2 separate regions of the Mus musculus genome follow, and region 2 is linked to region 1. Evidence: chromatin contacts called from ENCODE POLR2A ChIA-PET data. All regions are on one chromosome and are shown on one strand. Each heading gives the region's core, a stretch centred on a gene start or an enhancer-like site at or near the end of the contact. The rest is flanking DNA. Distances are from core to core; before and after follow the strand shown.

What was found. ChIA-PET counts read pairs that join two places held with the same protein, here RNA polymerase II (POLR2A).
Region 2: POLR2A ChIA-PET joins it to region 1 with 14 read pairs in embryonic stem cell. The contact joins the enhancer-like site here to the promoter of Tyms in region 1. POLR2A ChIA-PET finds 5 or more read pairs at or near these places in 3 of 5 experiments (Patski and embryonic stem cell).

What each region holds. Positions count from the first base shown.
Region 1 is chr5:30,072,088-30,075,311 of GRCm38, forward strand. It overlaps Tyms (thymidylate synthase), which reads right to left and starts at 1,538. Exons shown (of 7, transcript NM_021288.4): 1 at 1,274-1,538. The coding sequence starts at 1,460.
Region 2 is chr5:30,112,694-30,115,917 of GRCm38, forward strand. Garem2 (GRB2 associated regulator of MAPK1 subtype 2) reads left to right here. Exons shown (of 6, transcript NM_001167879.1): 3 at 591-721; 4 at 1,233-2,294; 5 at 3,194-3,224. Among named protein-coding and RNA genes, the nearest start is that of 3110082J24Rik, 8.2 kb to the left of the region's middle. Within about 2 kb of position 1,763, at least 1 of the 3 ENCODE cell types and tissues checked has a DNase peak (open chromatin) inside an H3K27ac peak, as active enhancers do.

The sequences.
Region 1 (3,224 bases), core at 288-2,787:
TATGGAAACAGAATTGTTTACTCCTCGGAATGGCTATCAGGGAACTTTGTGACCTCCACTTCGCAGGTACCCAAAGGAAATGCACAAGTGTCCACAGCTTAAGAGGCAAAGGGGTGGTGCAGGTGAGGCAACCCACAAGGCAAAGTGAAAATGCTCAGGTTAGTGGTGTAGTCTGAGTGAAGGTTTTGCAACCAGAGCACTACTTCCAGCTTTAACATCATCGAAAAGCTGAATGAACACTAGAGAGGTAAAGGACAAAAACAAAACACAACTATACTTTAAAAAAAAAAAAAAAAAAAAAAAAAAACCTGTCCACAGTCTAAGCAGAGGACGTGAATTAAAAGGTCTGTGGTTCATCAGGGTCCACAATTCTTGGGAGGTCCTTTAGGCTGGACCAATCTGTGCAGTAGAAGCTGTAGTTTACAGCTCCAGAAAATGTTTGAGACTAAGCAAATGTCCTAAGAGCGGCCATATCCCCACTCAAAGCTACTCTCTACTCCAGTGTCAGGTTGCTCTTCATGTTTCCTGAATGCCACCATTAGCACCCCCATCCTCAGCCAACACCTAGGAGGTTCTGTGCCCTTCCAGGCCCTGTGGTTGATTCCATCCTTTGCTCCTCAACAGCCTCTTGTTACTCTTTAAAAGCCAAGGCTGCAGCACTTGGGAGGCAGAGGCAGGCGGATTTCTGAGTTCGAGGCCAGCCTGGTCTACAAAGTGAGTTCCAGGACAGCCAGGGCTACACAGAGAAACTGTGTCTCGAAAAACCAAAAATAAAATAAAATAAAATAAAATAAAATAAAATATAAAAGCCAAGGCTGTTGGAAGGAAAAACCCCACAGTTCCCGCCTAAGGCCCGGGTCTCCCCCTTTCCCGCGCAGCCGTAGCACCGCCCAAGCCATTTTCGCTCCAATTTTAAAAGCAGCAGCAAAGGGGAGCAGGAGATAAGGGGAGGAAGAAGAGGAGCAAAGTCAAGACCTCAGAGCAGGATTTGGACAAGCTCCCGCAGGTTTCTTCCCACTCCCTCCCTCTGGGCCGCACAACTGGTTGAAACTGGATTCGGGAGAAAAGGTTTAACAGGGACTAAGGTCAAAGGCAGACCTTCAGAACCTGGTTTACTTGAAGTAGTTGTCACCTGGGTCGCGCACGGGAAGTTTAGGACTCCTAGAACCTCAGAGCCCGGGTTAGGGCTATCCAAGAACGCTCGCCCGGCGTCTCCGCGTGCCCAGCTTGCCTGCCGGACGTCCTCCCGCTAATGCAGACCAGCCCCAGTTACCTCTCAGGCTGTATCGTGCCTGCATGCCGAACACCGACAGGGTGCCAGTGCCCGTGCGGTCCTCCTTCTTGAAGCCGCAGCGCAAAATGTGCTCCACCTGCCTCAGGTACTGGAGTTCTCCATGCCGTGGGGCTTCCGCGCTCAGCTGCTGAGCATCGGACTGCAGCTCGGAGCCAACCACCAGCATAACGGAGCAGTCTGGCAGCAGTGTAGTCAGCGACAAAACCAGGACCTTCCTGGCGCTCTTTTCCTCCAACACCAGCCCGCCTCTTCCTGCTGGGAAACTTCCGGCCGCCAGAATCCGTGGCAGACCCCGCCCCCACGTGACAGAAGTGGTTACAGCTTGCAAGGCAAACACCTGCCCACTTTCTCAAATCTGTATTTACCCTATTATGGCATTAAGAGCCTATAGGATCAGGGTGTGGGGATGCATGCCATTAAATCCCAGCTCCTGGGAGATTGAGTCGGCTAGAGGATCTGGAGTTTAAGGCAAGCCTTCACTTCATAGCAAGTTCAAGGCCAGCCTAGGTACTTGAGACCCAGTCTCAAAAAGAGCCTTTGGCTTATACGATACTTGTACTTGGATCTTTATGTAGTTTGGGAACCACAGTAATTTTGGCTTCATAGAATGAATTGGGTAGAGGACCTTCTGTTTCTGTTTTGTGGGATAGTTTGAGAATTGGAATTAAGTCTTTTTGAAGGCCTGATAGAACTCTGTGCTAAGTCCTGGGCTTTTTTTGTTTGGGAGACTATTAGTGACTGCTTCTACTTTTTTAGGGGAAATGGGACTGTTAAGATCATTAATCTGATCCTGATTTAACTTTGGAACCTGGTATCCGTCTAGGAAATTGTCCATTTCATCCATGTTTTCCAGTTGTGTTGACTATAGCTTTTTGTAATACAATCTGGTGATGTTTTGGATTTCCGCTGGTTCTGTTGTTATGTCTCCTTTTTCATTTCAGATTTTGTTAATTAGGATGTTGTTCCTTTGCCCTCTAGTTAGCCTGGCTAAGGGTTTATCTATCTTGTTGATTTTCTCAAAGAACCAGCACCTGGTTTGATTGATTCTTTGAATAGTTCTTTTTGTTTCCACTTGGTTGATTTCCACCCTAAATTTGATTATTTCCTGCTATCTACTTCTCTTGGGTGAATTTGCTTCCTTTAGTTCTAGAACTTATAGGTGTGCTGTCAGGCTGCTAGTGTGTGCTCTCTCTAGTTTCTTTTTGAGGAACTCAGAGCTGAGTTTTCCTCTTAGGAGTGCTTTCATTGTTCTCGTATGTTTGGGTATGTTGTGGCTTCATTTTCTTTAAACTCTAAAAAGTCTTTAATTTCTTTATTTCTTCCTTAACCAAGATATCATTGAGTAGAGTGTTGTTCAGTTTCCACGTGAACTTTGGCTTTCTGTAATTTATGCTGTTATTGAAGATCAGCCTTAGTCTGTGGTGATCTGATAGGATGCATGGGATAATTTCAATATTTTTGTATCTGTTGAGGCCTGTTTTGTGACCAATTATGTGGTCAATTTTGGAGGAGGGACCATGAGGTGCTGAGAAGAAGGTATATTCTTTGTTTTAGGATAAAATGTTCTGTAGCTATCTGTTAAATCCATTTGTTTCATAACTTCTGTTAGTGTCCATGTGTCTCTGTTTAGTTTCTGTTTCTAAGTTCTGTCCATTGGCCAGAGTGGGATGTTGAAGTCTCCCACTATTATTGTGTGAGGTGCAATGTGTGCTTTGAGCTTTACTAAAGTTTCTTTAATGAATGTGGATGCCCTTGCATTTGGAGCATAGATATTCAGAATTGAGAGTTCATCTTGGTAGATTTTACCTTTGATGAGTATGAAGTGCCCCTCCTTGTCTTTTATGATAACTTTGGGTTGGAAGTCAATTTTATGCGATATTAGAATGGCTACTCCAGTTTGTTTCTTTGGACCATTTGCTTGGAAAATTGT
Region 2 (3,224 bases), core at 513-3,012, 41 kb after region 1:
CAGGACTTGTCACCTGCTGTCTTCAGATGCACCAGAAGAGGGCATCGCACCCCATTTCAGATGGCTGTGAGCCACCATGTGGTTGCTGGGATTTGAACTCAGGACCTCTGGGAGAGCAGTCAGTGCTCTTAACCACTCAGCCATCTCCAGTTGGCCTGAATTTCTGGAGAGCAGACTGTTTACAGAACTGTCTAATCTGAAAGGACTTTGGTACTGACTTACATCACAGTGGGGACGCTATGAATGTTAGTGAACTACGGAGAGGGCCACAGCAGAACTAGGGAAACTGTGTCCTCTCTCCATCACCCTCTGTTAGTCCTTACTAACTCTCCAATTTTCCATCTGTGTGAAGGCAGAGCAGTTCTTAGCCTATCTTTAAGCTCATCATTGCCGACGTGAGACAGACAATTTACATGATATTTACATTATACCTTAGTATACCTGCTTTGTGCCCACCTGAATTCCAGAGGGACTGGATGAGTTTGGGATAGCAGGCCTGATGTTCCTAGAATTCAGACCTGACCCCTAGCAGGCAGGCCCTCCCTCAGCAGCCTGTATATCCCCCCCCCCCCCCCCCCCCCCCCGTGCAGGCAAATTCAAGCTCCTGGAGCAGGCTCGGGACGTGCGGGAGCCTGTAAGATACTTCAGCAGCGTGGAGGAGGTGGCCAGTGTCTTCCCTGACCGAATCTTCGTGATGGAAGCCATCACCTTCAGTGTCAAGGTTAGTCCTAAAGGCACGGGGTAGGACCTTCCCCCGCTTCCCTTTCTCTAGGTTAGAGTGTTGCTCATAGGATCCAGGAGGGAAAGCTGCTTCTGGGCACCCTCTGGCACAGTCAGGCCATGCCAGGAAAGCCCGCTCACTAACTCAGTGGACAGAAGCATCTCCTAGGAAATGTGGTGAAGCAGGAACGGCCCGTGGAGGGGTCACGACCTGACGTAGTCTTGGGTGGGTGAGGTATTGTTATCACGCAAATGGTCAAGATGGCCTAATAAAATTTTCAGTGATTGAGCACTTTCAAAGTACATCTCTCCACCCATATGAGGTAACTAAGGACCCAAAGAAAACGTTAAAGTCGCAGATTCCCTCCAGTCCCAGTCCAGTGCTCTCGCTCTTATGTCAGTGACAGCTTAAGAGGAAGGGACTGGAAAGCTCGCTCGAGGAGTTTGGAGCTGGTGTGTGACTTTCCTTGCGACCCTAGCTAGGGCTTCACCTTGTCTCTGGGATTCCCCAGGTGGTGTCAGGCGAGTTCAGCGAGGACAGCGAGGTGTACAACTTCACACTGCACGCAGGCGACGAGCTCACTCTCATGGGCCAGGCGGAGATTCTGTGCGCCAAGACGACCAAGGAGCGCTCGCGCTTCACCACGCTCCTGCGCAAGCTGGGCCGTGCAGGGGCCTTGGCCGGAATCGGCGGCCCCGGGAGCATGGGAGCAACAGGGGGTGGCGGCGGGGCCGCCAGGCCCGTCAAAAGCAAGATGCCCTGTCTCATCTGCATGAACCACCGCACCAACGAGAGCCTGAGCCTGCCCTTCCAGTGCCAGGGCCGATTCAGCACGCGCAGCCCACTGGAGCTGCAGATGCAGGAGGGCGAGCACACGGTGCGCGCCATCATCGAGCGCGTGCGGCTGCCGGTGAACGTGCTGGTGCCCAGCCGGCCGCCGCGCAACCCCTACGACCTCCACCCGGTGCGGGAGGGACACTGCTACAAGCTGGTCAGCATCATCTCCAAGACGGTGGTGCTGGGGCTGGCGCTGCGCCGCGAGGGCCCGGCGCCGCTGCACTTCCTGCTGCTTACGGACACGCCGCGCTTCACTCTGCCGCAGGGTCTGCTGGCCGGGGACCCGCGCGTCGAGCGCCTGGTGCGCGACAGCGCCTCCTACTGCCGCGAGCGCTTCGATCCGGACGAATACTCCACTGCTGTGCGCGAGGCGCCCGCGGAGCTCTCCGACGACTGCGCCAGCCCGCGCCATGCGCGCCTCTGCCTGCCCGCGCCGCGCGCCCCCGGGGCCGTCCGTGCGCCTGGACCGCCGGGTCGCCTGGGTCCCGCTTTGCCCGCGCCCGGCGACAGCGATCAGGATTACGTGAGCCCCGATTGGGCGGGTGTGTCCGAGCCAGCGGGCGGCTGCGCCGAGATCCCTTACGAAGAGCTGTGGGTGCACCAAGCCCCCGAGAGCCGCGCCGACGCCCGTGCACGGCCGCTAGCGGGGCCGGACCTCATCTCCTTCGGGATCGTGGGGCCCCCACGGCATGAGCCAGAGGCACCACCACCTCCTGTCCCTCCCAAATCCGAGGCGGTGAGTGAGTTCTGCTTCACCTTGAAGGTTCTTGAAGGAACTTGGGCAGGTTTTAGAGGACCACGGAGGCTCCGTGCGCCTGGGGAGTGACAGAATGGCCAGAGCCAAAGGAGAAGGAGAGGGGAAAAGACCAGGGCACACATGCAAGGCAGAGAGAATTGAGGGTGATCTGGAAGCAGGTACCCACAAACTCCACAAAGTTCGACATGATGGAAAAATGCAGTAAATGTAGGAAATGCGAGTGATTTCCAGCAACCCCTGGAGTCGATGAGTTAGAACCACATTACAGGCTCTGATATGTTCTGTGCTGATATTTAACCGTTCCCCACTTATTTGCCCACAGGACAGTTCCCTCATCAATCACACCTTTTTTAAAAAAAAGATTTATTTATTATTATATGTAAGTACACTGATTTATCTATTATTATATGTAAGTATACTGTAGCTGTCTTCAGACACACCAGAAGAGGGCATCCGATCTCATTACAGATGGTTGTGAGCCACCATGTAGTTTCTGGGATTTGAACTCAGGACCTTCGGAAGAGCAGTCAGTGCTCTTAACCGCTGAGGCATCTCTCCAGCCCTCAATCACACCTTTTAACACACTCTTTGGGGAACTTAATTTGTAAGGACAGGATCCTAGTAGCAGGTCCCTTGTCTTTTCCCTGAAGAACAAATATCCCTATCGCCCCCGCCCCGCAATCTACTAACATTCACAATAAATTTACGATGGAATAGGGGACTGTTGTGGACCGAGTATGAGAGACAAAACAGGTTGGAAATAGACAGGGGTATCTAGGCGGGACAGCCTCCATTCTGCATGGGACAAGGTCTCAGGCCCGGCCCCCCTGCTTGAGAGGTGAGGTAAGAAGTAAGGCAGTCGTGGTCTTCCTCTGCAGGTGAAGGAAGAGTGCCGCCTGCTTCACGCCC